2 separate regions of the Mus musculus genome follow, and region 2 is linked to region 1. The links are chromatin loops, found by intact Hi-C in ENCODE. Cell type or tissue: left cerebral cortex. All regions are shown on one strand. Links, peaks and the distances in the headings refer to the core of each region. The heading gives the core; the rest is flanking DNA. Region 1 overlaps Tacc3 (transforming, acidic coiled-coil containing protein 3). Region 2 holds the start of Fgfr3 (fibroblast growth factor receptor 3).

Region 1 (15,744 bases), core at 3,074-11,073:
TCTGAGACCACTGTGACCACCCCAGATGGCTCCCAGCACATCCCTACCCCATCCTTGGAGCTCCCTGAGGCCTGGCACTACTTTGGACTTAAGTTTCCCTATTTAAACAGCCCCATAAACCCAGTATCTGTGACCTGGTACCAGGAAGTTTACTATCTGCTTCTGCCCTCAAGTTCAAGTTCCAGCTGTGGATTATTCCCGAGCCTGTCTCTGTTTCTCATCCCCCCATGAGAAAGTGCCCATCCATGGCTAGAAGGAGCCCATGGGTTCCTGTAGGAACCTTTATGGAATCTACTTTTTAAAAAAATATTTATTTATTATTATATGTAAGTACACTGTAGCTGTCTTTAGACACACCAGAAGAGGGCGTCAGATCTCGTTACGGATGGTTGTGAGCCACCATGTGGTTGCTGGGATTTGAACTCAGGACCTTCGGAAGAGCAGTCCGGTGCTCTTACCCACTGAGTTATCTCACCAGCCCCGGAACCTACTTTTAATAGGGGTTCAACCTCTCCTCTAGCCCACCACCCAGCAGAGGTAGTGGAAGAGAAAAGTTATTAGGATATGGGGGAGGTGAGGTGAACCTGTTCAGCAATAGTTCTTTGGGAGCAAGCTTGACCTTCTTGGGCAGCAGTTCAGTCCCATAGCAAACACCAAATATGACTTAACAGCTGGAGACCAGTCCTCTAGGCAGGCAAACACCAGATATAAACTGGCAGCTACAGTCCAGTCCTTAAAGCAAGCAGACACTAGGCAGCTGTAGTTCACTCCTAAAGAAACGGCTCACCAGCAGGCCTGAGGTGAGGCCATTGAAGCGGCAAACCACAACAGGAACCTCATAAGCAGTTCGTGGGTGAGTTTCTCTCAATGGCAGCATTATCACAATTTGAGCTCAATAGCGCTATGTAAGGTAAATCAATCCATGCATGTCATTAGCCAAGAGTTCCTGCACAGGGGGATCCAGTATTCATCAAAGGGCAGGTACCCAACATGCAGGATAAGACGGAATGGAAGCTGAATGGTCAGGGGCAGGTCTTCACTCTCCCACTCACAGACCAGGTCTCTGTCATCAAAGGGAAGATTCATGGAGCCACGGAGATGCCTGCAGAAACAGACCTACGGTGCGAAGGTATTGTCAGCAAGGATTCCAACTCCTTGGCTTGCTACAGCATGGCCAGTGGTGCTGTCAGCCACTTGGCCCTCAAGCAAGGCAGAGCAAACCAAACCAAGGCTCAGCGCTCGTCTCCCACTGTCTGTGGGGGTCCCCTTTGTACTCCTTCATCAAGGGTCCATTCACGTGTCTGCTATATCCAGACATCCTTTCCCCTGTGTCTGCTTCAGGAGAACAGTCTTTCACGTGCCTGCTTTATCAAGACATCCTTTCACCTGTGTGTCCCAGCAAATCATCATTTGGTGTAAACTAACTTTCGAAAGATCTAGAAGTTTCCACTTCAGGTTCCTGACTAGGAAGTGGTCTTAGAGTGCAGGGCCTAAAGCTATCACCTCTGCCAGAGAGAAGTTTCTGGGCTCAGGCTCCAAGGACTATGTATTCTCTAGGTGATTGCATGGCTCGGTGACAAGGGTCTTGAGACCTCTCACTGTGCTCTGGAGGGAAGGGCAGGGGCCTCCTTCCTCATGGCCAGGGATGCTGGTGGCCAGAAGTGGGCCCAGGCTCACAGTGATTGTCCTTATGCTGGCTTATCTCTCCACATACTGCTGTTGCTCTAAAAAGGCTGCACATTTCCTTTGTGGTTAAGGTTAGGGGTTTGGGTTCTGAGGTTCAGGTTGGGGTCTTTAGGAAGATGGGTATAGACTATGGCTATACAGGAGGAACTGCTAGGAACGATAGGGAACGCCCCGGCCTAGGCAACAGCCCGGTCACCACGTGGCCCATTTCGTTGACTTCCTCACTTTCCTTGAGATGAACCCCTCCACTCTCTAGTGGCCTTTATCAGCCCAGCCCACACCTCCCCTGGGCCTGATGCTTCCCACTACAGGAAGCCTTTTCTGCTCTGGCCTCACCCAGTTATCCTCCAGCTCGACGGAGGGGACAACGCAGTGGGGCTGGTGGGACACCTGGAGCCAGACAAGCCTAGACTCAGGGCAAGGGTACATTCCTGTTTCCTGGGCGTGTGGGGAGGGGGGTTCCCAGAAACACCAAGGAGGCCTGGCTGCCAGCCCGAGGGGAGAGCCCCTGGCGCTTCCTGCTTGGCTAGCAGGCGCGGAGGCAAAACAAGTCAACAACAGCCATGACTGCTGGCTTGTGCTTGTACAGAGCCCCCTTCTGTCCTTGGCCTGGAGTGGTTTTGCTGGGGCCTAGGCTCCCCTTCTTATTATGATGCGTGATCCAAGAGGCTCCTGCATCCTATGCCTTGGATGGGACATTCTGCCTTCACATCTTTTGGTATCTTGAGCCAGTTGCTAGTATTCATTTTACTGAACCTATCTAGTTAGACTACAGGACCCTCCCTAATGTCCCTGGCTCCCTCTCAGAGCTGACTGGTAATGTCACCACACATGTGAGGCCCTTACTTCAGAGAGAAACTAACAGATTCAGACCCTCTGGAGCGTTCCAGGAAGTGGTGGGGGTGGGCAGCTAGGGCAGGGTGGGGAGCCAAAGAGATGGCTTTGTGACCTGGGGCAAGTCACGTTGCCTGTGGGGTGGGGAAGCCTCTCCCATCCTGCCCCAGGGTCAAGGTGAGCTCATGTTCCTGGCAGGGGAGCAGCACCTGGCACATCAGGCCTCCTGAGGGAGCAAGTGGGCACGTTGGGGCAGCACAGATCTGGCCCAGCCCTCCTGCCTTGGGCAGACCTGGGGCCAGGCAGGGCCTCCCAGAGACATAGTGGATCCCTTGGAGACTCAGAGGTTGGACAAATGAGACCTTAACCAGCATTTTGAAGCCTCTTTTTGAAGAAAGACCCTAACCCTGCAGGCCTCCTTTTGTCTGCTCTGGAAAGCCCCCTATGTGATAAAAGGGCACTGTCCCCAGCCCTACATATACTAGTTTGGGTCATAGTGTCCCCACTACAGGGTGGGTAAGAAACAGGCCTGGGGCTGGAGAGATGGCTCAGTGGGTAAGAGCACCCGACTGCTCTTCCGAAGGTCCGGAGTTCAAATCCTAGCAACCACATGGTGGCTCACAACATATAAATAAATAAATAAATAAATAAATAAATAAATAAATAAATCTATCTTTAAAAAAAAAAAAGAATCAGGCCTGGTTTCCGCCATTGGTGTTTCATCTCTAGCACAGAGAGGGAAAGGTCCCTTAACAAAACGTACAGTGTAGGAAGACTCCAGGCCCAGCTCACGTAGGCCAGGGCAGCTAGTAAGACTGGTTCAATAGTAGATGGGCTGATGTGGCCTGGTGGATGGGCGCTGGAAGACACAACAGTCCCCTTCACATTGGGTCCCACTCTTCTGGGACTCTGGGTAACTCACTTAAGGGCTGGGTGTGAGAGTGCTGCCCATATGTTTATGATTTCTCAAGCCTCCAGAGTGAAGATCAAGTGCAAAAGGCTCTCTGACTTGGCCTTACCCAGTGCCGGGCTGCTCTGGCTGCCTGGCCTGCTACTGGACCAGTCAGTTAGTGACCTCTACATGTGGGAAGTAGAGATGGACTCTGGTCCAGAGGAACCTGTCACAGGTGTCAGGGCAGAGTATGAAGTAGGTGGACTCTATCTATCCAGGATGATGTGGGCTGACCTACAGATGGACAGTAAGTACTATCCCTACTTGTTTATTGGTTGGGCCCTGGCTAGTTGGGGCTGTTGTCCCCCTGCATGCTGTGAGGAGCTGGGTCTTGCTGGGTTCCCCAGGCAGCCTTTTCCTGATTGGGAGAAGGTCTCTCCTATGCTCCACTGTCGTTCTGGTCTTGAACACCCAGGGACCTAGGAGCCTGTGTTTGCTGGCACATGCGGAGAGCTATCTGTGTAGCTCAAGAGTGTGGGACTGATTCTTGTCTGGCGATGAGGTGTTGGGTGGGGTCAGAGGACACAATGAGACACTGGGGACATTAGTAGCCACAGAGGGAGACAAGAATTCACCCTTTTCTTTCTACCCTGGTCCTTGCAGCATGTCCTGTTAACATGTCCCAAAGGTGTCTGCTTTTCTCTTCTTTCTCAGCCTGGAAGAGAGGGGGTGCTCACAAGTGACACAGGAACAAAGGTCAAACATGTCAGGATACATAGAGGCTTGGGGTCCAGCCCTCATTTATGACGAGAACACTGGGTTTCTGGTGAGGGTCTATGCCTGGCCCTGGCTGATTCCAGCCCTGGACAAGGATTGACATTTTCTGATCTCTAGCCAGCCTTGCTGTCTGGACATTCACCCTGGAGCTTGAGGAGTGTGAGGAGACTTTCTGAAGACTCTAGACCCAGGTCCTCTAGGCCAGGGTAGTTAGTAAGACTTAGCACAATGGTAAATGGGCTGATATGTCTCTGGTGGACAGGAGCTGGAAGACTGGAAGACCCAACAGTCGTTGTCATTGAGTCCCCTCATTCCCCAACCTTATGTGACTGTGAGTAAGTTGTTCTAGGGCTGGGTGGGAGACGCTGTTGATATTGTGTGGAAGAATAGCCCCAAGGCTGGGCCAGATATCCCAGGCAGAGGGCTAGTCCTATCAGGCTTCAGACCCCACCTAAAACATATGCAGTGCTGGCCTCATGGGTTCAGCTCTGGAATTACCACAGTTAGGCTCAGAGAGTTTTCTCGGGGTGGGGGTGGGGTGGGGGGCTCCCACAACTTTTCTGTAATCCTGCTCCGCCCCAGCTCATCCCACTTAACTCAGAGGATCCCTGGATGCTGTCAGTCTCTGGGCCTTAGTAAACACTGGATAGAGGGTCTGGGGTTCTCAGCCCACACTGCAGTTCTTGCCAGAAAAAAACCCTCAGGCATAACCCCCATGACTCCCCACAAAACCCTCCAGGAGTGATATATCTTGGCGACCTAGAGGCCAGATGACAGAGCTGTCTTTATTACAGGGCTACCCAGCTCTGCACACAGGGAGCCCACAGGTGGCTTACTACACTGGGGGTGAGGGGTGGGGTCCTTTAATTTTTAGAAGGCCCATGGTGAATGCCACTCTTCACTAACAGCTCTTCTTGCTGTTTCACTTGCTGTGGTCTCCCGTGGATTTATCCCTCCTCTCATGGCTCTGGCTGTCTCTTGCCACCTCTTTTCATGAAGGTAGCTCCTTAGCCCCCGAGCTCAGCCCAGGAGGCTATTGATACCAGGAGAGTTTGAGGAGTGGGCAGAAGAGGTGGAAGGCTCCAAAGGTGTGGGGGACCCTACAGGTGGTCACAGCAAGAACATAACCTGCAAAGAGATGAGAATGAAAACTCAGTTCAGATTGACTTTGTCAACCTAGATCAGACTGGAAGAGTCTATGCCAGGCTGTTCATTGTCAGCATATGAAATGGAAACTTAAGGGCTCTTTGGAACGTTCTGTTGGATGGTGTTTTGCTGAGGCAAACACTTGAAGGAGTGTTTTCTTGAAGTGGACACAGGTGAAAGGCTAAGGCAGACTTGTGAAGGAATGTTTAGCTGAAGTAGACGGAGGCGAGAGGATATTCTGCTAAAGCAAGCACATGAAAGGACACGTGATGAAGGATTCTTTGGAATCACCACGCCTGGCTCCAAAGAAGCTTTCTAAACAGGTCCACTCCCCCCATATCCTTTCTTTTCCACTTCCTCTGGTGGGTGGTGGGCTAAAAGGGAGGTTAAAGTGTTTAAGAGCTATCATTAAAAGTAGATTTTGAAAAAATTAAAATTATTTAAAACACTGTATAGGGCTGGAGAGATGGCTCAGCGGTTAAGAACACTGACTGCTCTTCCAAAGGTCCTTGAGTTCAAATCCCAGAAACCACACGGTGGCTCACAACCATCCGTGATGAGATCTGACGCCCTCTTCTGGTGCATCTGAAGACAGCTACAGTGTACTTAAATATATTAAATAAATCTTTGGGCCAGAGAGAGTAGGGCCCGACCGGAGCAAGTGGGGCTGACCAGAGCAAGCAGAGGTCCTGAATTCAATTCCCAGCAACCACATGATGGCTCACAACCATCTGTACAGCTACAGTGTACTCATATACAGAAAATAAATAAATCTTAAAAAAAAAAACAGCAGGGCGTGGTGGCGCATGCCTTTAATCCCAGCACTTGGGAGGCAGAGGCAGGAGGATTTCTGAGTTCTAGGCCAGCCTGGTCTACAAAGTGAGTTCCAGGACAGCCAGAGCTAGACAGAGAGAAACCCTGTCTCGGAAAACCAAAAAAAAAAAAAGCACCACTCTATAATTCAGGGAAAAGTTTCCAGGCAACGATCACTCCCTCTAGGTGTTCAGGCAATAATCATTTCAAGTTAGGCGCACAGTAAAGCTTAAGGTGTGACTACTTAGAAACTCCTTTATAAAGTACAAGTGGGGGTTGGTGAGATGGCTCAGCAGGTAAGGGCACTGAGTTGTCCTGAGTTCAAATCCCAGCAACCACATGGTGGCTCACAACCATCCATAATGAGATGTGACACCCTCTTTTGGTGTGTTTGAAATCAGCTACAGTGAACTTATCTATAATAATAAATAAATCTTTTTTAAAAAACCAGGCGTGGTGCACCGCACGCCTTTAATCCCAGCACTTGGGAGGCAGAGACAGGCAGATTTCTGAGTTTGAGGCCAGCCTGGTCTACAGAGTGAGTTCCAGGACAGCCAGGGCTACACAGAGAAACCCTGTCTCAAACACCCCCCCCCAAATTACAAGTGATCATGAGGGTGGGTTCTATAGCTAAAAGGTCTAGAATCTAGAGTAGTCTCTACCCCAGCAGCTCAGAGGTCAGCAGTCCTGTAGGGTGGGTTCTGTTACCTGGGAGCTGGGCAGAGAGAGTCTGGAATAAACAGTCTGTAGAATTTGGATGATGTCTGTGTCTACAGTAAAAGGTGAGTGAGGTCTGCCACCACAGATAGCAAAAGGTTGCCAGGTCAGTAACAGAATCCACTCTCAGCTTTCTGGATGGGATACAGGCATTTTATTTTGTCTTCCCCAGTAAGAGGACATCCCTGTGTGATTAACATTTTTGGTTCTCCTGGATTTTGGTTGTCTGTACAAGGATCTTCCTATTCCCAACACAGAGGATTCGTAGGAAACAGGGATGTTGGCCTCCGCCAGGGGGCCACTTTTAGGAGTCTGGCCCTGCTGGGGCACATTGTGCTCACCTATCCCTTGCTGGCCTGAGTGGAAGAGACAAACTTTCGTGTGTCTTAGTATGTATAATTCATTCATCCACATATACTTGTGCTCTTTCAGTCTGGAGCTTGGTACCAGGTGTTATGGGAGTTCTGGCCTGCTCCCTCATGTATGGAGGGGCATAGGATAGCAAAGGGGCATTGCATAGATAACAGTGAGTGGGTGAGTTTAGGGGAACCTGGTGGTTCAGGGTATTGGGAGGCAGTATCCACATCTGCCTATCACTGAGTCTGAGTAAGGTTTTCTTTTGCTATGGACTCCTGTTCTACAGCAATGTAATGGTGACTGCTATAGTTGACTAGTTACTACCCTTAAGGGCCTGGAACCTCTTTGCTGTATGTAGCCTGGCATGTGGTTCCTCTTGACAGGAGGTGTGAGTTGGCAAGGGTATTTATGATCAGAGCTAGTTAGCTGGTCAGGGTCTGATGGGGGGGCCTGGAGGGTCTTCAGTGCCCCAAGGTATGTATGAATGAGACTAGATATAGCTTGGGAATGTAGGGCTGGCTTGATGAAGACATGAGGGGTCAGGCCTGTCCACGGGTGCCCCCTACAGGCTGCCTGATCTGATGGCTGATAAATGCAATGCTTGGAATCAATTCCTAGTGTTAGGGAACAGAGGCTACTGGAATAGTATCAGGACAGATAGGCCTGTCTCTACCCACAGAGGGCCATCATGGGGATTCCCTGGACTCCTTGGCCATAGCTCAATTCTGTGACCTATATTTGAGCACACCCCAGAAAGGCAGAGTCCATCTCAGATGTAGAGGTGGGTCTATATTCCCGGTGTGATCTTCTTTTTTGGGTGAACATCTTCTATGCCTGGCTTTTCTGAGGCCTTCTCCAGAGATACAAGAGACAAGATTCAGCCTATCTTAGCCGGAGAAGGATTCAGGAGAGGGAGTTTGGGGTTCAGGTTTGGGTGTTAAGGTCCTACTAATATAGACACCACTGAATGCCTTCCAGAGGCTGAGTTTCACCAGTCAGGACTCTTGAGGGGTCAAGGGTGTTTGGGGTTCATCTTGGGCTGGCTGCAACACCTGGTCCAGGAGGAGGCATTTCTGGAGGGAGCTGGGGGCTGTCAATGGGCAAGGCACCCTCTTCTGGGTGATAATGGTTGGCTTAGAGATCTACTTGGAGGGTCCACTTAGCCTACCCTAAAGGGTCTTGTCTGGCCCAAGAAGGCAGCTTGGGCCACACTAGTTCTTATGTGGTCTTGGAACCTCAGAGGTGAGTGGGCTTCCTCTGGTTGGGCTCAAGACCCCAGGAGCCACCAGCCTGTCAGTGGCCAGTGGTTAAAGGGTAGACTGTGGCTAGGCTGTGCCTCTGGTGGTGAGTTTATTACTAGACCTGTGAAAGTAACATCACCGTGGGCTGAGGAGGGGACTTAAACAGAAGAGCAATTTCCGAGTCTGTAGGTACAACCCATCCTGTGTATATGGGAAAGCAGTTTCCCTGACATGTACTACCCATAGTCATGGGGGTCAAAAGGAGATCTCAGCTCTCCTTTTTGGGGGTTAGGGTGCACTGGTTTGAGCCAAGTTCTCATTTTGTAGCCCTGATTACCCTGGAACTCACTATGTAGACCCAGCTGGCCTCAAACTCAGATTCACCTGCCTGCCTCCCAAGTGCTAGGTTTAAAGGTGTGTGTCACCATGCCAGCTAACTTTCCTCTTACCAGGCATTACTCTCAGGACCTCACAGACACTAATTACTAGGGTCTCACTTCCTCAGACTATCCTGTTGGGGACTTGGGCTTCAATGTTTAAATTTTTACAGCGATTCATTTAATCTTCAACAGTGAAGTTTAACACTGTGGTGCTGTGGGAAGGGCTTCTGTGATGCTTTACATCTGTGAGCTGTGATAACCCCTCTCCTTCCAGTTGCCTCAGGGCATTCCCTACTTTGCCCTGGCAGCAGGCCCACAAGCACCCACTGTGCAATGTCAAGGGACACAGGGCTACAGAAGTCTGGCCCTGCTGCTATGTGCCCAGCTAGGGTCATGTTTACTCATGGAGGACCAGTGCCAGGGCCCCCTTCAGCCCCCAGGATAAATGCCCATTCAGCCATACAAGGCTCCTTTGTCCTGGAGTGGCTCAGCCCAGGCTGCTGCTGGGCGGTCGGTGTCCTCAGCATGGCCCCAGGCCAGGCTGGCTACCCTAATGCATCCAGCTGCCCTTCAGGACTTTTCTCTGGACAGACTCTGGCTTGGCTGCGAGAGGCCTCAGTAAGGGATAGATAGGGCAGCTCTAGGAGGGACTGGTGAAGCCCGGCAGAGCCAGTGAGGAGGCCTAGTTATGGCCCTCTACCTCTCAAGGCCTCCATAACAGGGCCAAGTAACAGGAAACCCTTGCAACCATACTGCTGCCCTGCTTGTAGGTAGCTGGTTAGCTCTAAGGCATTAGGTCCTCCTGAACCCTGAAGCCCAGGTGAGAGAAGTGCTGCCATGCCCTGAATCTGCTTACTTTCCCACTGAGTGAGTGTTGTTTTTCTGAGCCTCAGCTCCCTTATGAGCCTGGCTGGCTGACTCTGCCATGCTCAGCAACTAAACCCGAGTGGATGTGTGCCTGCCCCATCTCCGTGTAGGGCCGTTGTGACATCATCCTATAAGAGACTAGTAGGGAGGTCCCATGGATCTCTAAGTGCATGTTAGTGAGTCTAGAAGATTTTGGCTGAGGAGAGAGGCCTAAGACTTGGGGATACCTGCCCAAAAGGCTGGTCAGGTTATCTGTCTCAGTAATGCCTGATCTAGCTCTATTGGCCTTCTGACTTAGCAAGTTACTATCTTCCAAATAGGTTTAACACAGGCCTCCTAAGAGGCCCAGGCTACTGGACTTGAGTCTGTTCTCCAAAGGCTCCCATTTACCTCTGATAGCTAACTCAGATTCTTAGCCTCAGTCCTACCCTGCACAGTACCATCCTTCATGCTTGTGGCTCATGAATGGCTTTAACTCCTGGTGCTAAGTAACTACCTAAGGACCTCCAGCCCCCAGTCTCCAGCTGCAGACTAGGCTCTGTGATCCTGGGCCTGGTTAAGGGGTGCTTACTTCTGGAATGGGAGATCTTAGCCTGGACCTCTTTGGGTAGGACCCATTCATTCCCTATTGAAATACTGCCTCAGGTTCAGCCATCGGTCTGGGCAGCTGTCCTCACATGCTGTGCTCTCGCCCCTACAGCAACACATGAGCTGTGCTGACTTTGTCCCACCTAGACGTGTAGATCTCCTCAGCCTTCTTGTTTCAGGGGGACTGACTAGGTCACAGCTGAATTTAGGACCAGCTTTGCAGAGCTCCTGTGCCTGTCCAGGATCCTCAACACAGTGTCCCCAGCCCCACTCTTGTACTACAGGAGACACACAGGGTAGCATACAATAGGGTCTTTGTTCTGAGGCACTAATCCTGATTGCAGTTTGACTTGAGACAGTCTACTTAACCTCAGTTTAATACACTGAGCATCTTATTAATAAGTGTCTGCTCTGGTGTGCACCATGGTCCACAGCTGCCTTTCATTATCTGCAGGGTGGTGGAAAGCTGGAAACCAGTGGCAACTGCAGCTGCAGTCTTGAGAGACAGCACTTCCTTCTCACAGAAGTCCATTTGGGCTCCTTGTTACATGGAGTGTCCACTCTAAACTGTTTGCCTTAGCAGCCACAGATGTAGATACCTCTACATCCTTGTAGTACTCCAGTACCTGGAATACAGGTTGTCAGGTCAACACCAAACTCATCAAGCCCTGGCTACTTGGCTTTTGGTTTAAAGTGGAAACTTGCATCTATCTGACTTTTAGTGTATACAGTCTGAAGGTATGTATCAGGGATAGGGTGCCTCTCTCCCAAGCTATGTGGCTGACTAGAAGCCTGAATTAGGTAGGACTTGAGCACACGTCTCCTATCTGCTCATTACCTAGTAGGTAGAGATCAGGCTCACAAGGAGCTCCCACAGCCAGGGAGACAAGATGGTCTAGTGGCAAAGGCTTTTCTTAGCCTCAGGCCAGTGCTGGGCTTTGCATAGGCAGCTCTTCTAGGAGATAACTTTCCTTCTTGGCTCCTTAAGATACAGGATATTTTAAAGGGAAGCAAAACATCCCATGCTATAGGGAATCTCCTTAATCTCAGTAAGTAAACAACTCAATAGCTTCAGGAAGTTTCTGAAACCAACCAAATATTCTGGGCCCTGTTTCCCTTCCCAAATTTATATAACAGCAGTTCTCAACCTGTGGGTCTCAACCCCTTTTGGGGGTTGAATAACTTTTACAGGGGTCACCTAAGACGATCAGAAAACACAGATATGATTCCAACAGCAGCAAAATGATAGTTAAATAGCAATGAAAATTTTGTGGCTGAGTGTCAATACAGCATGAGGAACTGTATTGAAGGGTCACACAGCATTAGGAAGACTAAGAACCACTGTTATATAAGGATCGCAGAGAGTTGCTTTCAAACAAGCTGAACTACCTGGAAAAAGAGGCAAATGAGCTTGTTATAAACAACAGGACCTGGGTTGACTTTGAGTTTGAGATTAAACTTTAGTCTTTTCAAAATAAAGTAATTTAGAAATGAACAGAGGTTAAATAAACCACACGTAAGAGATAAATCAGACAGATAAGGAAATAAATGGGTAGACAGACAGAAGAGCGCTGGTTATAGCTGGCTGTGCTCAGATCTTCTCCATCTTAGAGATGAGGTCATCACAGATCCGGGTCAGCTCATCAATTTCTTTTGTCTGAAGGAGAAAAGATGAGACTGGTTTCTGTAGGGTTTCAGAGGGAGTAGCAACTGGCTAGGAAGGTCCCACCCTTCTCAAGCAGAAAAGGAGACTAGAAAGGAAAAGGCTGGCCCTTGACTTCCTCAAAGATAACGTCCAGGCAACCCGTGAATCACAGTCAGCTCCAACAGGCCTTGGGGTCTCTGTGTCCTACCTTCTGCTCCAGAGTCATCTCCAGCGAGTGGTTCTGCATTTGTGCCTTCCTCAGGCTTGCCTGCAAAGCCAGTACCTCTGCTTGGGCCTTGCTGTGTACCTGGGCGATCTCCTCATTTGCCCTTGAGGGGCAGAAACAGAGACACAGGCTAGGCCTGGCCCAGCTACAAGGCAGGCAGACCGACCGACCTCCCTCCCTCCCTCCCTCCCTCCCTCCCTCCCTCCCTCCCTCCCTCCCTCCCTCCCTCCCTCCCAGGATGGGTATCTGGTACTCACAGCCTGAGCTTTTCTTCTGCATGGATCTTCAGCGCCTGGTACCTCTGGCCTTCTTTTTCAATTTTCACTATGCATTCCCCAACATACTTCTTCAGTGACTCTTCATTCTAGAGAGTGAACAAACAGGAAACATTAAAAGTATACTGTTCCATCAAAGCTAGAGTCCTATCCAGGCCTGGCGTTTGGGGACTCCCAGGGCCAGGTGCAGACTGCAGACACTTAAGGCTTTTGGGGACATTAGTGATTCAGAACTTGGCATTTTCTCTTTAGAAAAAGCCTCTTGAACTGCTTTATCTTGCCACAATGGGAAAGGATGCCTCTAATCCTGTAGAAACTCGATGCCCCAGGAAAGGGGGCTGCTGGTGGGGGGTGAGTGGACAGGTAAGCACCCTCTCAGAAACAAAGGGGAGGGGAGATGACGTGAAGAACTAGGGGAGGGGAGACTGGAAGCAACATGTGCAATGTAAATTAAAAAAAAAGCCTCTTGAGCCGGGGGTGGTTATGCATTCCTTTGATCCCAGTACTTGAGAGGCAGAGGCAGGCAGATCTGTGCGTTTGAGGCCTGTCTGGTCTATGAAGTGAGCTCTAGAACAGCCTGAGCTGTTACACAAAGAAACCCTGTCTGAAAAACCAAAGCAGTCTATCCCACTTTCCAGGTACAGTGAGCTCCTGGCCGACCACCTCTGTGACCTGGGCCTGATCCCCAGACCTTCCTACAGGCATCAGTTCTTACTAGAGTGGAAACCATGACCAGGACTACTGTAGACTGGCTGGTGGTAGCACAGTCCTGAGGGATATATGCAGCTTTGCTCCCTCTCAGACTCACAGTGAAGAGTTGACTACTGAGGGTCATGGAGCAGGGTTCCGAAGTGACTTCTGTTTTCTCCACTAGTCACCATGGGGAAAGCCAAGTTTTGTCCACTTTCCCCTTTCTTGCAAGATATTCCTGAGCCCACTGTCAGTTGTCCCCTAAACTCCCAAACTCCATCTCCCAAGAATACCAAACTCAGTGTGGTGGTTTGCATACACTTGGTCTGGGAAGTGGCACTATCAGGATGTGTGACCTTGTTGGAGGAAGAGTGTCATTGTGGCGGTGGGCTCAGAGATCTTCTTCTTAGCCATGTGGGAGATAATCTTCTCCTGGCTACCTTCCAATCAAGATGTAGAACCTTGACTGCCTAGATACTGCCTTGATAATGGACTGAACCTCTGAACCTATAAGCCAGCCCCCAATATATGTTGTCCTTTTATAAGAGTTGCCTTGGTCATGGTGTCTCTTCACAGCAGTGGAAACCCTATCTAGGACACTCTGCCAAAGTTTTTTTTTCCTCTTCCCACTTTTCTTCCTTTGGGGGGACAGGGAGTTTGAAAAGTTAATGGAGATTGAGCTAAGGGCCTCATGTATGCCAGACATACTACCACTGAGTGGGGAGACCCCCAGTCTCTTCTGCTGAGGCTCCTGAAGCCTCTAAAACCTATGTCTCACAGACTGGCTGTGCTTTTCTTTTTTTTTTAAAGATTTATTTTATTTATGTGAGTACACTGTAGCTGTCTTCAGACACACCAGAAGAGTGCATCAGATCTCATTACAGATGGCTGTGAGCCACCATGTGGTTGCTGAGAATTGAACTCAGGGCCTCTGGAAGAGCAGTCAGTGCTCTTAACCACTGAGCCATCTCTCCAGCCCCTGGCTGCGCTTTTCTACCAGAATCTACTGGGTGCAGCTTGTCTTGTTGACAGGATATCACACGGCCTGGTGCAGGAAATGTACAGTCAAGAACCCAGGTATATATAACTCAGCTCATGGCACCACTGGTATGGACTATGCCCTCAAAGCAAAGGCCAAAAGGGGATACAACACACCTTCTGGTAGCCTTCAATCACTTCCTTCCGCTTCTCAAACCGTTTGAAAAGGTCAGAAAAGGACTTTTCCATGGAGTTCAGGTCTGCATTAAGTTGGTCTCTCTCTTTTAAAACCTTTTGGATTTTGTCTTCAGCTATTTCCTTTAGTTCCCTCTGTTTCTCAGCCTCCTCTTAAAGAAAAAAAAAAAGAAAAAGTGAAGTACCTGGGATTAGGAAGTTACGACTCCACTGGATACCAGAGACAACAGTAAAACAAGGGGTGAGGCAGAGCAGCAGGAAAGAGATAAGCAGCCAGGAACAGCAGGTATGGACACTACTAAGTGTTCCATAACACACATCCCCTTCAGGTTCTCTGGGATATAACATAGGCCCCCTATGTCACACAGCTGCTTTTTCCATGTCACTCTCATAAGGAGCTTGAAGACCCAACAGTGAGGGCTTAGATTAACACCAGCACACGTGGTTTATGGGTCTTAGGGAAGGAGAGCAGGAAGACCTATCAGAGCCACTGCTGGTTAGAGAATCCTCAGGGACACTGTGTTTCTACTCTGATACTTGCAATTAATTAGCAATTAATTATCTCTGAGGAGGGGAAGGCAGGACAGGGTATGTATGGTGTGACAGTTGCACAGCATCTGTTTTGGCCACCAGCTGTTCAGTTGAGTGTCAGTCACATGGGTACCTCACTTCATTAAACCTTCACAGCTTCAGAGCATGGGTTAGGAGAAGAAATAAACAGGATGTTGTTACCTCAAACACATGGAGAGAGACCCAGCTGGCACTCACCCAATGATTTGTACGCGATCTTCTCAAACTCATCAACGGACTTCCTATAGGAGGAGAGAGGATGAGCACCTGTGGCTTGTGATATGAGCAGACCTAGGTCGGTACTGGTGCCTGTACTCTTACCCCATCTCCAAATATTTTGTGTTGAGGTCCTCATACTTGCTTTTCAGCTCCAAGTTCTCCTGCTGCATCACATTCACCTACAAAACCCACACACTTGGGTCAGCTGGTGGACCAGTCACAGGCCTGTGGGGTACCTTTCCCACTAGGGTTTGTTTCATTCCTATCCAGAGTCTCTGGAGATATGTTACTGAGTTATGATTACTCCAGTATGATGCCAAGTGGGGATGCTGGCCATGGTCATGAGGGGAACCTGCTATGGTGGAACCCAGCAGGCATTTGGGAGTTATCCCTTAATGTATTAACTTACATTACCCACAAGGGGGCTCCCCAAACCCATTCCAGATGGCTATATAAAAGCAAGTACCACAGGCCCAAGTTCAGAGTGAGGGCCCTCAGAACTGTCCAGGTGCTGTTCACTGATCTTTGGGACACATAGAAGAATATAGGAAACTCCTGTAGGCAGTCTGTGTGGCAAGTTTTACAAAGCAGCTACCAGGTCTCACCACTGCATCCAGGTCTTTCTGGCTGTACTTCAGCACATCCACA
Region 2 (15,744 bases), core at 3,860-11,859, 52 kb before region 1:
TCTCCCAAGCTTTGAAAGGTAGCAGTCTAGGCTATAAAAGTCTAGAAGCACTGCATAGGAAGTGTTAAGCCTACAGCAAAACAACTTGTAAAAACTCAATAAATTATAGATAGATAAACTTGTAACAGATAACTATTAACATCTGAACCTTCTTGCAGGGCCAGCCCTTCCCTGGGCACAGGCTCCTGCCTGGAATACATAGCAATTAGAATAATCTGTATGAAAAATACCAGTTCACCTTAAAATTTTTAAACATCTCCTAAAGAAAGTTCCTATATAAATCTAATCCCCCACAAAAGAGGGCCAAAGGCAACAGAAAATGCTCCCTGGAGCCAGCTCTGACTAGGAGAGCCATTCAAGCGCCAAGGGGCCACGGCCAGCCTGGTGGAGGCCAGACGCACGTTCTCAGCAATTCCCTAAATCCAGCATGAACCTCTTCCGCTGTTAATAAGTTACAACTTAAGATGGCTGCAATACCCTGGGACTAAACGCTATGAACCTGGGGTCGGGGACTGGCGCTCTGGGGGTTGATAAATAGCTTTACAAATATACAGGTCCAGTACAAACAAAACTGCCGTGCCAGAAAAGCCCCTTGCTTCTCAGCCTGCTCTTGCCAGTTTCCTAGTGAGACCCATGGAGTATCTTGCTCCCTTGGGCCTCAACTTTGCCTTTTTCCATATAGATATTCTTATATATATGTATGTATATATTTATATCATACACAACATCTATTTATATAAATGTACATTTTCCTCTGGAATAAACCTTTCTGATAGACATTATGCCCCCCCTTCAGGTACCCGTAATTTGTCTCTGAGGGGCAGGGTGGAAAGCAGGCAGCCTGGAGATGTCGAGCTATGACACCCCCAGGCACAAGGTGCCATGTAGGAGAGAGGTTTGCCACACAGAGCAGAGCCTCCCTGTAGGCTCAGCTTGGGGCACCAAGAAGGCCAAGGCCCACTCTGGACATGGAGTCTAGCCCTCTCCACAATGGTCCCTGGAAGGTAGCAGTGGGAAATGAGAGGGCCAGAACCCCAGGGTTGCACAGGGTGGGCCTCTTACATTCTTGTTTGGTGCTCCTGGCCCTGGCCAGTCAGGAGATTACTCTACAGCAGTGCATGTTCCCAAGGGGCCTCTGCACCCAGGAGCCAAGGATAAACACGCAGGAAGTCTTGTCTACTGTTGGCCCATTGCACTGGGCTGGCTAGGGTCCACTGCACACCAGCAGTAGCAGGGCGGGCTAGGGTCCGCGTAAACATTGCCTGGGGCTTGGTCTGTGGGACTGTTGGCCCTTCACGTCCGAGGTCCCCCGTTACTGGGTGGACCTGGGGGTAGCAGGTCATGGGTGAACACCGAGTCATCTCCGGACGAGCTGGAGCTAGGCGTGTCCTGGCCACCTGGCGAGTACTGCTCAAACGGCACGGAGAGGTCCAAGTACTCCTGTTTGGTGGACATGGTTGTCAGGACTGTCCCTTTGCATTCACCCCCTTTTATCCCACGCCATCTGTGTTCAGGCTATGCCCCCTAAAGGCCAGCCCCGCCACTGGAGCTCCAAAGAGCAACACTTAAAATAAGCAAGGCAGCCACAGAGGGGGCAGGACTGAGGGACACTTACGTCGGTTGATGTCACAGTGAGGATGCGGTCTAAATCCTCTACCAACTGCTTGAAGGTGGGCCTCTGTGAAGGCACCGCATGCCAACATTCCCGCATGATCATGTACCTGCGGCAAGTATAGCTATGGCTCCCTGGCCTCCTGCCCACCCCAACCTCCCTCCAGGCCACCAGTCTCCTACACATTCCAAGGGCCCTGGTAGGAATCCTGCCACCCCAGGGACTGGACTGTAGAGGAATGAACAAGGCTCACAGGTCATGTGTGCAGCTGGCTGGCTTGTCCATGCGGTGGCCCTCTTTCAACAGCTTGAAAAGCTCTTCCACTGGGATGCCAGGATACGGTGAGCCCCCCAGCGTAAAGATCTCCCAGAGGAGGACACCAAAAGACCAACTGCAGGGAATTGAGGATAGAAGGCCTGTTACCCCTGGCCTGTTACTGCAGCAGCCCTGTACCAGGACATACCACTGATGGGCAAAGCAGGGCACTAGGATAAAGAGAAGCCAGGGCTGTGCTGGTGGCCCAATGAGCGGACCAGGACCCTGAAGACTGCAAAAGTGCAATTTGTATCTCTTCTCTCTTCAGATCTCCCTACCCCCATCCTATGTAGGGACACATACACATCACTCTGGTGGGTGTAGACTCGGTCAAAAAGGGCCTCTGGTGCCATCCACTTCACAGGTAGCCGGCCCTGGGCAGAGGGAGAGGTGTTGGCTCTCGGGTGGGGCCTCCTGGAGGGACCCTTCACCCCCACCATGCAGGACCAGGGCTCACATTTGTGGTCTTCTTGTAGTAGTCCAGGTTGTGCACATCTCGAGCCAGGCCAAAGTCCGCAATCTTCATCACATTGTCCTCGGTCACCAGGACGTTTCTGGCAGCCAAGTCTCTGTGAATACACTGAAGAGACAAAAGGAACCTGAGATGACCATTCCCTAGCTCAGGCAAACGATCACCCGGTCTTCCACTCAGAGAGGCTCCACCTGGCCTGGTCCCTGTCTCTGCCCACCTTCTGAGAAGCCAAGTATTCCATGCCCCGTGCCACCTGGTAGGCACAGGACACTAGATCCTTGCAGGTGAGCTGTTCCTCTGGCAGCCTGCAGGCATCAAAGGAGTAGTCCATGCCTGGAGGCCGCCGCGCCCGAAGGAACTCCCGGAGATTGCCCTTGGCTGCGTACTCCACCAGCACATACAGGGGCCCTGGAAGCACAGGCACCTTAGAGATGCTGTCAATCTCCAGAGCGCCATCCACCAGTGGGCCCACCAACCACCTGACCTACCACCCTGTGTGCACGCCCCCAGCAGGTTAATGATGTTCTTGTGCTTGCCAATCATTTTCATCATCTCCATCTCAGATACCAGGTCCGACAGGTCCTTGTCAGTCGCATCATCTGTGCCGGGAACAGAGGTGTCAGCTGACAGCCCCACAGCCCTCAAAGGCCCCTCTACTTCCCTCCCTCCTCACCTTTCAGCATCTTCACGGCCACGGTGACAGGCTTGGCAGTACGGTCCTTGTCGATGCCAATAGCTTCTGCCATGACCACCTGTCCAAAGCAGCCTTCTCCAAGAGGCTTACCAAGTGTCAGCCTGACCATGGAAACAGAGGCAGTGAGTGTGTGCCCAGCACCCCCAGCCCTCATGGGTCATGTACCACTGTATCTCAGAAACCCTAGGGGCATTTGCTCATGAAGACAAAGAATGACCCCTCAAACCTCACCCTGGAGTATCTCGGGGATACCTCCAACAAGGCCCTGCCTAGTAGCTACCTAGCCCCCAACCGCAGAACCCCCACCAGGTATATACTAAACCCCACCAAGTACATACTGTCCCTCACCACCACTGACCGGGTCCTGGATAGCTCCCACTTGGGGTCAGCAGGCAGCTCAAGTTCAGAAACATTGGCCAGAACAGGACCTTCTCCTGAGGACAGCCGGGCAATCCGGACAAGGGGTGTGTTGGAGTTCATAGAGGAGTTAGATTCCAAGGACACCTGCTTGGGTCATCAGGACAAATTGGTACCATACAACGTGGGTGGGCTGGGCATTGTAAAAGGGGTGGGGTGGTAGAGCCTCCAGGATGGCAAGGTCAAGCCTATGAGGCAAGGTGTGGAGCCAAGAAAAGGGCTAGCTGCTCGGACTTCTATACAGTGGTGACTTAAGACTCCTAAAAATGTTTTGCACCTCAGAGAAAACCTGAGCTCCATATGGAGATAAGGAGGCATCAGCCCACCCAACCACAGAAACTATGTCCCGGGCAGGCCCCAGGCCCTGCTGGGACTCTAGGAGACACGAGGCAGGACAGGGAGCTCAAAACCTGGTATCTACTTTCTGTTACCTGTCGCTTAAGCGGGAAGCGAGAGACCTTGTGCACGGTGGGCGAGCCCAAGCCCTTCTTTGGGGGACTGCGCAGGCGGCAGAGTATCACAGCTGCCACCACCAGGATGAAGAGGAAGAAGACCACCCCGTAGCTGAGGACGCCTGCGTACACGCTGCCAGCCTCATCAGTTTCCATCAGCTCCTCCTCAGCTGCAAAGATACAAATTTTGGGGCCTCATCCAGCCTTTTCAAGCTTTCCCCCGGCCCGGCCGGAACCACAGGCCCCAGTGGGGGAGGGAAGGGACCTGGGATACTTGGAGAAGAGGGGCTGATGGCCCCCCCACTCGCCTTGTAGTATAATCAAAACACATCTGAGAGCCAGCAGGGGACACGCCCAGGAGAGAAACCCAGCAGAGCCAGAAGCACCCACACCGCTACCCAGGCACCCAGGAAATGCCAGAGCCTCAGATCAGGACTATGGGGGGCCCTGCTAGAGAAGAGGCCCTTGCAGGACCAAGACAGGCAGGGCAGATTCATGTTTCCACACCAAGCACAAAGCCTGGGTGAGTTTCACAGGATGGGCCCCCTGAAGTCCCTGGCAGCTTTGGCATGTCCTGAGACAGCACCCTAAGAGGACAGGTGCGGCATGAGCAGCAGCAGAAGCCAGTACCTGGCAGCACCACCAGCCACGCAGAGTGATGGGAAAACCCAATAGAATTGCCCGCCAGGCAGGTGTACTCCCCCGCGTCCTCAAAGGTGACATTGTGCAAGGACAGAACCTCTAGCTCCTTGTCGGTGGTGTTAGCGCCTGCAGTCTACAAAGAGAGAACAGAGCGCGATAGGCGAGTGCCAGCACCTCCCTTTGGGTACCATAGCAGTTCACATGGAGATGATCCAGCCAGGCTGCAAGGAAAACGCCGCCGCCACCACCACATCTTCGGCCACCACCATGGCCCTGCCACAGCCACAGAGGCCCAGGGCCCTCTGCCTCCTGCACTGAGGCAACCGAGCCTGAAGCCAGTCCCTCCACCAGTGGCGAGTCCTCTGTCCCAAGGTGAGCAACAGGCAGGTGGGCAGCACGGTGCCACACAAAGGCAGCATGCAGAATTAGTGCAGAAACAGGAGAGATGCAGACGAAAAGATGGGCCAGACAGATGGATGGACAGGAAGCCAGAAGGCATCAGCCAGCTGGAGATGGGTGTAAGGTCGATGCTCACACACAACGCAGGACGTGGCCCCTAATAGGCTCTACAGATCTTCTGAGTATGCAAGTGGGGGATGCAAGAGAACAGCACAGGCCTTTGGGGAGGGGGCGCTGAAGCAAACAGTCAGTCAGTGGTAACTGGGGGCTACCAGTATTGTTGAGGCATCACAAGTAGAGTTGGAGTCACAGGCAGGGTCAAGCAGGGCAGTTCGTGCAGGGCATGCAGGCAGGTGCACGGCTGGGGGCATTGAAGCTGGAGCTCAGCGTGCCAGGCAGGCATGGGACAGAGTCGTTACCTGCTTGGGGCCCGTGAACACGCAGCCAAAAGGCCTTCTCAGCCACGCCTATGAAATTGGTGGCTCGACAGAGGTACTCGCCCCCGTCCCGCTCCGACACATTGGCCAGGCGGAGGCGTGCGTCTGCCTCCACATTCTCACTGATCCAGGACTGCGGGGACAAGAGACTGGGCTCAGGCACACCCCGAGCCAGCTCCGGAAGGACGGAAGGATGTGAGGATGAGGCAGGGCAAGGGAGATTCCCAAAGATGGGCTGGGCAGCAAAGCCTGGAAAGCCGCCTGGAGAGGAGGCACGTCATGGCAGTGGTGGGCGTGGTTTCAGAAAGAGGCCTTCTCTCCATGTCTGTCACCACAGGTACACATACACGCTTACATACACGCACACACAGAGAACGGAGGAGGCGGGGGTTGGGGGAAGGGGAAGAGAGAGAGAGAAAACCTGTAACCCACAGCCTCTAAACTCTCACCCCAGGGATCTTTTTAGGGCAACTAGCTTATTCTCGTGAACATCCACGCCCACAGTGTGAGACGCATCAGACAGGACCCCAGTGGCCTCTTTCTCAACAGCCAGGGTTCCTGTTCCAAACAATCCCTATTCCTTTCCCCAACCAGACCTCCTTGTCTCTCAACAGCTGTTTTCTTTGGGCTTCCAGTATCGCAAAGTCCTGAACTCGGGTATGGAACTTGCTACAGGCAGAGGGAGGGGCAGGACAGAGCCAGTGCTAAATGCAAGCAGATGACACCAGCCAATCCGGGCCAGCTGGAGAGTGTCTAGCCAGTCCCCTGGGGTCCAGAGGGTACTAACTCAGCAGTCATCCTCCTGCCCTGAGCCACCATAACTGTTACCCAAGAGAAAACTTCTGCAGGCTCAGTCCTCGGAGCAGACAAGTCCCACAGCAGGGCACAAGTAACACAGAGCCTGCCTAGAGCTCAGAGCAGGTGACATGCACTGGAACTAAGCTGCCCCTTCTCAGAAGTTCCAATACCTTGGTAAATCCCAACATATCCTTCAGCCAAGAGGGACATATGGGCCAAGGCCAGGGCTGACCCAGCTGATCCACCCACCCTGCCAGCCACCAGCCGGGGATAGAGCCTACCTTGAGTACAGTGACGTAGGGCGTGCCGTCAGGGCCCACCTTGCTGCCGTTCACTTCCACGTGCTTCAGCCACTGGATGTGTGGCTGTGCATCGCTGTACACCTTGCAGTGGAACTCCACGTCACTGCCTAGAATGGCTGTCTGGTTGGCCGGCAGCCCAGCCTGCAGGATGGGCCGGTGTGGGGAGCGCTCTGCAAGAGGCAGTCAGGTCAGGGCCAGTAGGGCCAAGGGACCCAGAGATGCCCCTTGCCTTAGCCACCCGGCCTGGCCCTCACCCAGCACATCCAGTGTGTATGTCTGCCGGATGCTGCCAAACTTGTTCTCAACTACACAGGTATAGTTGCCACGATCGGAGGGTACCACACTTTCCATGACCAAGCTCCACTGCTGGTGCCGGAGCTGCAGGTAGTTAGTCTGTGAGTAGATGCAGACTATCCCTTGTCTCCAGCCCCTGCCCCCAGGCCCCTTTCTTTCCCAGACCTACCTTGATGCCCCCAATGCGATGCTCCCCTCGGAATTCTTTGCCATTCTTCAGCCAGGAGATGGAGGGGGTAGGGTTGCCAGCAGCTGGGCAGCGGAAGCGGACAGTGTTTGCGGCTGGCACAGCCAGCAGTTTCTTATCCATTCGCTCCGGGCGAGTCCAATAAGGAGCCCCTGATGGCAGAAGTACCCATAACAGCTGTAACCAGTGCCTTCCAGAACCTCCCCTGCCTGCCTCTAGCCTGTTTACCCTTCTGGATTCAGAGTCCTTTGCTTTGCCTGAGCCTGGACACTGCATTACCAGTTGCCCTACTCTCAGATCTGAATTTATCTCCTCCTCACCCTTGGGTGCAGGCCCACAAGTGGAGGTCCCCAGATCCCAGTAGGATGCAGATCCTAGAAGGCCTAGGCCAGGTCATCCCACCAGTCTGCAAACCCCAAGCCAGCCTCTGCAGTACCCAGGGCCTGGCCTGCTTCCTTTAGGTCGCGCTTTCCCCCCACTGAGCGCTCTGGTTCCTCTGGGCTGGGTGGAGGAAGCCACCCTGCTGGGACTCCTGAAACAGCTGAGGGACAGAGCAAGGATCCAGGACAGACTAGGGAGGCAGGCCCCTTCTGCAGTGACCTCACTACACTCTACCATAGGACCATGTGCATCTGTGGGTGGAGGAGCCACAGCACAGGGGGAGAGAACCGTCTGCATACGCTGGTGAGGGAACCCTCCATGCTGAGCTGCCCTCCCAGGCTCCCAGGGCGGCCATTAGCTTGGCACACTCAGCGACGGCAGTGAGCCAATGCTTCCCATGCCCAGGCAAGGTCCAGAAGATGACCCTTTAGTCACCTCAGAGCCGAAGCCCACGTGGGGTGTGTAAGCACTAGATGCAGCCTGGGAAAACCAGGGAGGCAGAAGTGGACACAAACTCAGGGCAAGGCCACTGGTAACATGGCTGGTGCAGGAGCCAGGGGAGGGGAAAACTGGCTTAGAAATTTTGCTCTCAACAACCTGGTAGCCAAAGGGGAAAGGGAAATGAGAAGCCAAATGACTCCCCAGGACAGGAGCCTCTGTTGGCGTCAGTGCTAGGTTCCTGTGTCGATTCCACTCTAAAATCTCACACAAGCCCCTGTACCCACTCTCCTTGCCCCCACACACCAGAGACTCAGTCCTGTTTTCCCACCAATTTTTTTTTTATTCCACTGGAGGACACCTTGTCCACTCTTCCCCAGAAGTCTCCAAATGGCCCAAGTACTCAGTCTGCATAGACACACACACACACACACACACACACACACACACGTCCTCTTCACAATGTACACCTCAGCACACACAAGCACTGTCCCCTCCTGCCGGCCTGAACCAACAACCACCAGTGCCCTTCATCCCTGGATCTATTGTTCCTCAGCAACAATCTGAGCTGCATCCCTGGCTATCCTCACCCCTGTGGTGCCCCGTCCTACTAGAGTCAATAGCAATGTCCCTGCAGACCAGCCCTGCCTCCTCCCTGCTCCTGGAGCACTGTCCTCTGGTCTACCCACCTGTAGCAGTGTTCCCTTCTAACCACCAGAGAGGCATCCCGGCCCTGACCAGCTCAGTGGCCATAGACTCTAATCTCACCTGTGTCTTCAGCCACGTCCTCCCCATCTTCGTCATCTCCTGAGGATGGAGCATCTGCAAGTTCCAAGTGGGGGTTCTGTGATACCCCTATATCCAAAGACCTGCTGCTTCCCATATCTGAGGTCCACCACTCTCATACCTTTAGGATCCTGCCTTTACAAGGCCATTCATTCAGATGGCACCTACTTAGGGGTACCCCCTCCTTTCTATCAACAGCTATCAACATCTTAGGCCAGGGATGCTGCAGCCACCCAGCCCAGGAGTGTCCTGATCTCCTTGGCTATACAGCTGTTTCACACACGTTGCAGCACCACCCACCAAGCACTTACCTGTTACACGCACACTGAAGTGGCACAGCACACGCCGAGTGAGCCGGTGCTGGCAGCTGTAGACCCCTGCATCTTCGTGGGAGGCATTTAGCACTTGCAGCCTCTGAGGCCCCACCAGGATGCGGTGGGAGGCCACCAGACCTGTACCATCCTTAGCCCAGACCGTGGGCCCTGTGGGGGCACCTCCAGGAGGATGGCAGCTCAGCTCCACGGTGTCCCCACTGCCGAAGGCCACCTGCTCCTGCTGGCTAGGTTCAGGCCCTGGAACCTCTGTGGAGTAAATGGGACACTATGAAACAGGGTCTCCAGAGAAGCATGCTGGAGACCCAGCACTTCACTTTGCAAACACACAAGCAAGGGCTGTATGTAGGCAGGTGAGGGATGTGCTCCTGGAGCCTGGGGGCCTGCCAGACAATGTTCAAACCAGGGGTGGAAAACTGTTTTCGTAAGAGCCAGTGGGCCCCAGCATCTCAGCTCTGTCAATCATGGGCTAAGGCTTCTGGCTCTGCCCTACAGGAGGAAGCTGTCTTCCCAAGATGATCTGAAAGAGGCACAGCCCTCCTGATACCTGAATCATCTTTAAAGTGCCAAGAAGGGTTTCAGACAACTCTGTGGTACAGCACCTACCCAGAATGCCTGAAGCCCTGAGCTCAGCCCCACACCACGAAAAAGTCACCAATTCTCCTTCCTCTGATCCTTCCACCATTTGGAAATGTAAAATCAGCCCTAAGCTCACAGGGAGGCACAAAAGCAGGTTGGAGACAGGCTGTCCTTCCCTGGACTTTGGCTCAAAGCTCAGAGAAAGAATAGGGAGCCCTTTCAGAACCCTCTTTGCACCCAACCCTCATCTTGGCTTCTAAACCAGTTTGGATAGAGAGCCAGGGAACAGAACATACTTTAAACAGGAAGAGAAAGCTAGGTATGGTGGCTCATGCACTCAGAAGTCTGAAGCAGGAGAATTGCTACAAGCTCAAGGCCAGCCTGGCTACTGTCTTAAAAACAAAATCAAAATAAATGGAAAGAGAGAAGACAACATGAGGTCATACAAGAACATGGGTGAGCAGCCCTTGCTGGCATACACCCCTAGGGCTGCTGTTCATAGGAGTTGTGCACCTCTTGAGACCAAAGTATACCAGCTAGGGGATGCTTGGACAGTCCACGCCTTGCAACACCCATTTCACAGATGAGCCAGCTAGGAAAACATGGACACCATTCTGGTCTCTTAGGCCTCTAGTCAGTGGGCTATGAGACTCCTGAGTTCACAGGTTGGCTGAGGACATGGGACCCCCATTTCACAAATGAGGACTGGGGGGAGGGGGACTGTCTGAGTGGGCATGTGAGCCAAGTAGAGCCAGCCACCCACCCTGAGGGCTAAGGAACTGAAGCAACATAGCTCCTCCACTAGGCGGACACAGATAATACACCTCTGCCTTGCCCAGGTGCTGCCCAGCTCATGCGGTGGCTCAAAGACTTCACCCTCAGGGACGTACCACCAGCTGGGCTATCTCCTCCAGGCCTCCCTGCCAGAACCTGACAATGCCCATCACAGGGCGGCTGGGCTTGGGGCCCAGGACAGGAGTGGGTGGTCCTGCTAAGCAGACCTCCTTCCTCAGATCCAGCTGGACTGGCTATAATGTCACTTGTCATTCCGCCGACGCATGGCCTAGATTCAAGGCCCAGCTGTCCACTCTGGCCACACCAGTCCTTAGGCCCAATTCTGTCCATCCCAGAGACAACCCACAGGCTCAAAGTCCACCAGGATTCTGACAGACAGAGGGAATATCCCTAAAATATCCCCAAAGCTCATGTCCTTCAGAGCCCCACAGTATTAAGCTGCCCTATGGAGGTCCCATAGCCAGGGGCCTAACTGTCTTGACTTCCAGTTCTCCAATCCTGCTACCATGTCCTATGGGGACCACCCAGTGCTGGAAGCCACTTGAGTTCTCCCTCCACAGAAGGGCAAGGACAGGCTGGTCAAGAGCCTCAGTCCAGGCCTTGGCCCAAAGGCAACAGCCAGTTGGTTCCAATTTGGTCTGGGCAAGACAACCGCTCAAGCCATGCACACAAGTATTTGCTTTAACCGAATCCAAAGAGGGACTGGAAAAGAACATGGCAGCTCCCAAACCAGACCCTTGGAGAAGCAGATGGCTGGAGGGGAAATGTTCAGTCAGCTCAAAGAGCTAACCTTTGATCCACCCATCCATCTTGTCCATTAGGAGCTAGGCGAAACCAGACACCTGGACTTTGGGGGCCTTGGGTAACAACATCTACCAACAACCACCATTCTAGGGTCACAGGGCGTAGAGGAAATTATGACCTGAGTCAGGTAGGGATAAGGGAAGGACAGTGCTTGAGACAATGCAGAATATGTAATATTGTATTCTGAGGCAGTAGAAGCAATGCCCTGGTCAGAGGAACTCCCACACCATCAGCCTCCAGGTGTGCACCAGTAACTCCCTAGGCCCCATCAACAAAGGAGCCAAACGCAGCACGCAAGCACTGGTACTTCTGTTGTGCCCTTTAAGAGGACAATGTCCCTACCACATGGATCCCATAGCACCTATCCCCATTGCTATATGGTACTAACATGGACCTAGGTACTGTAGGCTCACTGTTGCAGGCTAAGGGACACTGTATCCCAATCAAGTTGTGCTGGGCGTAGAGCCTCCTAGATTGTCTCGGTTTCATCCACTACAGCACAAAGTGCAAATCCCAACTTGCAGACCTAAGGTCCAGAAAGCCCTGGTTAAGTGTCTAAAGTCTGTAAAAGGGGTGTAGGAATGAGGGGTGCCTATGCAGAAGCCCCCTGAGTCAAACAATGGAGTGAGACCACAGCTGCCCAGCTGGAGGAAGGGCTGCATCCACTGCCTGGAGGAGCTGACAGCCTAGGTTCTGTTGTTGAGACGTACGTGCGCACTACAAAACCAGCATCAAATCCAACCCTGGTCTGAGGTTGGTCACCCTAAAGAACTCGACTTGGACTTTGGAGCAAAACCAGGACACAGATCTGAGTGACACCTGCTTTGATAGTGAACACAGCTGGTGTGGGAGGTATGGCCAGGTGTATGAGGAAAATAACCCAAGAGAAAGGAGGGTGCCTGCCCCAAGGGGCCTTGAAGCCAAGGGTCTCTTGCCTGCCTTCCTCCTCCCCATTCCCCACCATCCCACCTTGAGACATTCCAGTTTCCACAGTTTATTATAAAAGTCAAGAAAGGAAGAATGAAAGAAAACTCCAGAGGCTGGGCGGGCTAATGAGGGCTTACCGGGGATTATCTGGTTTAATCCCCCCAACAACCCTGCCATTACCAGTCCTCTGTAGCAGGACAGGTGAGGAGACTTAGGTTCTAGGAGAGGACCCAAGCCGAGGCAGGCCCCAACCCCAAGTGGCTTTGTTCACAGCTCAGTAATTTCTCAACCGGGCAGGCCACCTCTATCCAATACATCATCTACCCCCTAACACACCCTGGGTAACTAGTTTTCCTTCTAGGCCCAACTACAAAAGGGGGTGGGGGGAGAGTTCCAGGTCCCAAGTAAAACCTGAGACCTGGAGGACAAGGGGATTCTAGGCTCAGCATAGGAGCCAAAGCTTCAGGGTCTAAGATCAGCCCAGGTTAATGAACCACTGGGAGGGCCAGCAGGGCTCAAAGTCCAGCCTTGCAAGCAAGGTAGGGTTGGGGGGAGACAAGGAAGGTGGAAGGCCCTGCTTCTGCAAGCCGGCCTGGGGGTCAACTTCTGGATCCCCTAAGGGTTACTGTCTCCCACACTAAGCACACCAGCAGGGCTTGCCTCACCAAGGGTGGCCAGGTTAGGCCGGTACCTAGCCCCGCCGCACAGCCCTTGACCCCAGCCAGCTCCTGCTTGGTAATTTATGTTCCTAGGGAAAGCGCCAGCCCGGACCTCTGTAAACTTCACCAGGTCTTTGTATTTTTACAGCCCGGCCCATCTCGTTAAGGAACCGGATTAAGTTTATTGGCCTATCAATTCCCTACCTGTCTCACAAGCTCAAACGCAGAAGCGAGGGGCGGGCGATCCCACCGATCCCGGGCGGCCCGGCTCAGCTTCGGTTCCCGCAGCAGGGTCGTGCCAGGAGGCCACCGTCACTGCCTGAGGCACAGAGAGGGTGTGCGCTCCGCCCCGCCGCCCCTACCCGAGCTCACTGACACCCGACGCAAGAAGTAATATCTTCATCTGAATACACATGCTAATGTGGTCTCCTCGCGGGCCATTCGGCACCCGGGAAGCAGGGCAGTCCTAGCAGGCGCTAAAAGCGCGCGCTGACCTCCCGACCGCCTCTGTCACGCCGCTGAAAGACACGCACATTCAAGTTCCCGGCCCACTTTCATTCATAAAAAAAAAGAAAGAAAGAAAGAAAGAAAGAAAATGACATTGTTCCAGGAGGCTGCAGCCGCTGGAGAGAGGGGCGCGGGGGCGCCGGGAGGGGCACACCGCCATCTGCCTCCTCCCGCTGCGCCCGCCGCACTCGCACCTCCCCGAGAGGCCGCGCCGCCATCAATGCGCGGTTTGTGGCCGCCGAGGTACAAAGGAGCGGCTGTTCGGGCCTCAGCTCGGGTGGGGCGACAACTTACCGAGCGAAAGCCTCCCTTCGCGCGGCCTCCCGCCAGACCGCTGCTCTGCTTTGCCACGCTGCCACCGGGCACAGCCGGGGGCCGCGCGCGTCGCACCTCCGGGCAACCAAGGGACGCAGAGCGGACCGTGGCTCCCTTTCGCATCCTTGGCCTCCGGGCCCCGTTTGAGGGCATTCAAGTGTCCCATCGGACTTTGGTGGCCAGCGGGACTACCTAGGCGGCGCCAAGATCCTGGGACAACCGCCCCTCATCTCCCAGCGTGCGGCCTGAAGGGCAGTCTGTGCGCGCCCCTGGGAACCGACCCCTCAGGCCGCCTACAGGATAAGAGGGGAGCAGCCGCACTGAAGCTGTCACCTTGTCATGCGAAACCCTGAAGCTGAGCTTTGGCTGGGATACTACTATCCACCCCGCAACGTCCAGCCTTCCTTTAGCTGAAGCAGAGGAAGAACTGTTCCGGGAGAACGGCTGAATCAATAACAGGCATTTTTCCTCCTCTCAAATTCGAGAAGCAACAATAGGAATCGTGGGAAGTCAGCTCGCGCGCCTTCCCAACGCCCCTCTGCCTGGGACCACCGTCACGGGCACCGGTCCACGTGACGCCTCGCACTTGGGTGGTGGCTCCCAGCCTACAGACACCCCTATAAACTGCCGCGTCCGAGCTGACAGCGATCTGCGGGGCAGGGGACAAACCTCGGCGCACTAGCCCCTGTGGTGCTAATCAACCCGACGCCCCTTCCTCACCCAAGGGCTGTTCACCATTGCCAAAGCCCCTGTGATTCAGGGCCGGCCCCCAGAAGAACACCTTGGGTCAGTCCTTACCTGCCGCTCTCCGCACAACTCGCTGCTCTGGACCAGGAGGCTCGGAAGTAGCTCCAGCCACGACCGCCACGCAGAACACTAGCACGCAGGCCGGGACTACCATGGCTCCAGAGCGGGGGCCGCGGCGTCCTCAAGCAGCGCGCGCGGGCATGCTGCAACCCCCCACGCCCGGCTCCGGCGCCGGTGGGAGAACGCCTCTGTGGAGACTACAGGAGGAGAGCACTGAGTTACTCCGGAGGGCAGCGGGGAAGCGCGGCCTCGCTCCTGAACCCCGACCCCCGGCCGCCCCGCCCGCCGACTCCTAGCTCTCTCCCGGGCTGCCTGGCGCCGGCCGCCTCCTCCCAGCCGCGGTTCCTCCCTCCTCCTTCCCTCCCTGGTTGCCGCAGAGCCCTCCCAGGACGGAGGCAGTAGCCGCAAACTTTCCAGAGCGGGAAGCCCGCGCCTTGCCCCGGCCTCGCCGCACTTACGAACCGCTCCACTTCCCGCATATCTCACCCCCTGACTGCTTCTGAGCCCGCCCGGAACCTCCGAGTGCCAGCCGAGTCCTTCACACTAACCTGGCGGCCGCTAGAGCCCAACTCACCACGCGCGGCTCCGTCTCTCGGCCCGCTTTTCCAGGGTCTCCTCTGTCCCAGTGGCCGGCCGCCCACCACTGAGTCCCCCCGCCGGAGTGGATCGCACGGCGCCAGCTGCTCCCGCCACCCCCGCTGCCACAGTGCACTGAACTGGGGCTGCCCGGCGCGCAGCAGCCCGGGCGGGGGTTGGGGGGTGCTCCCGCCACGCCCCGAACACTCCCCTTCCCCGGCGGCCAGGGGGCGGGAGATCCGAAGAGGCGTGGTCAGGCGGGGGCGCCGGGCGGTCCCAGAGGGCGTGGGAGCCCAGCTGGGGCGGAGCAGGCGAGGCAAGGGTCGCACGCTCGACCCCTTGAAGCAATGCCGAGCTCAGGACTGTCTACCAGCACGCTTCTCCCTCCAATAAAGCTGTGCTCAAGGGCTCAGAAGGTTGACTTCGGTGGGGGTCTAGGTGTTAGGGCGTCTTCACAGTGAACTGGCCCCCTGAGCTGAATGAACCCTGTGCAAAGAGCACTAAATCCTCAGGTACAAAGCCTGACAGTTCCAGGAAGACAAATACAAATACGTGTGAACAGGTCTTCCAGTGAAGGATGGAGCAGAGTTTACATGATGAAAGACCCAGGGATTGCACCCTAGAAAAGACGGACACGCTGCTGTATTTATCAAACTAACCAGCTGCCTGCATCCTGCTCAGGAACGATGTCCACACTTCCCCAAGAACACACAGGTTTTGGAAGAAACTTACCCAGCCTCTCGGAATAGCGAGAAGAGCTGGGGATACAAAGCAGGGGAGCCTGCCCTACCCTAAGGCTGCCTGAACTCCAACCTAT

The links. Peaks named below come from ENCODE experiments on the same cell type or tissue, not always from the same donor. Only the 100,000 strongest peaks of a DNase experiment are listed, where the experiment ranks them.
Region 2: a loop joins it to region 1, with 3 times the contacts of the local background. A loop is called at or near these places in 31 of 42 quality-filtered maps.

Annotation. Positions count from the first base shown.
Region 1 is chr5:33,668,193-33,683,936 of GRCm38, reverse strand. Tacc3 (transforming, acidic coiled-coil containing protein 3) reads right to left here. Exons shown (of 15, transcript NM_001040435.3): 9 at 15,702-15,744; 10 at 15,199-15,275; 11 at 15,076-15,119; 12 at 14,290-14,459; 13 at 12,427-12,533; 14 at 12,152-12,272; 15 at 11,735-11,955. The coding sequence ends at 11,890. Among named protein-coding and RNA genes, the nearest start is that of Tacc3, 18 kb to the right of the region's middle. In left cerebral cortex, for the core only: CTCF peaks have their summits at 5,894 (motif pointing left) and 7,793 (motif pointing left); DNase peaks (open chromatin) are centred at 7,782 and 9,320.
Region 2 is chr5:33,721,110-33,736,853 of GRCm38, reverse strand. It overlaps Fgfr3 (fibroblast growth factor receptor 3), which reads right to left and starts at 15,130. Exons shown (of 18, transcript NM_008010.5): 1 at 14,926-15,130; 2 at 14,343-14,548; 3 at 8,938-9,207; 4 at 8,609-8,662; 5 at 7,004-7,173; 6 at 6,795-6,918; 7 at 6,520-6,710; 8 at 4,593-4,737; 9 at 3,942-4,132; 10 at 3,452-3,597; 11 at 3,073-3,194; 12 at 2,888-2,998; 13 at 2,617-2,807; 14 at 2,385-2,507; 4 more. The coding sequence starts at 14,445. The coding sequence ends at 1,294. RefSeq lists enhancers at 14,660-14,718, 14,549-14,925 and promoters at 15,081-15,285, 14,445-15,285. In left cerebral cortex, for the core only: a CTCF peak has its summit at 10,351; DNase peaks (open chromatin) are centred at 7,849, 9,840, 10,525, 10,839 and 1 more place; H3K4me3 peaks cover 1,041 bases; H3K27ac peaks cover 2,248 bases.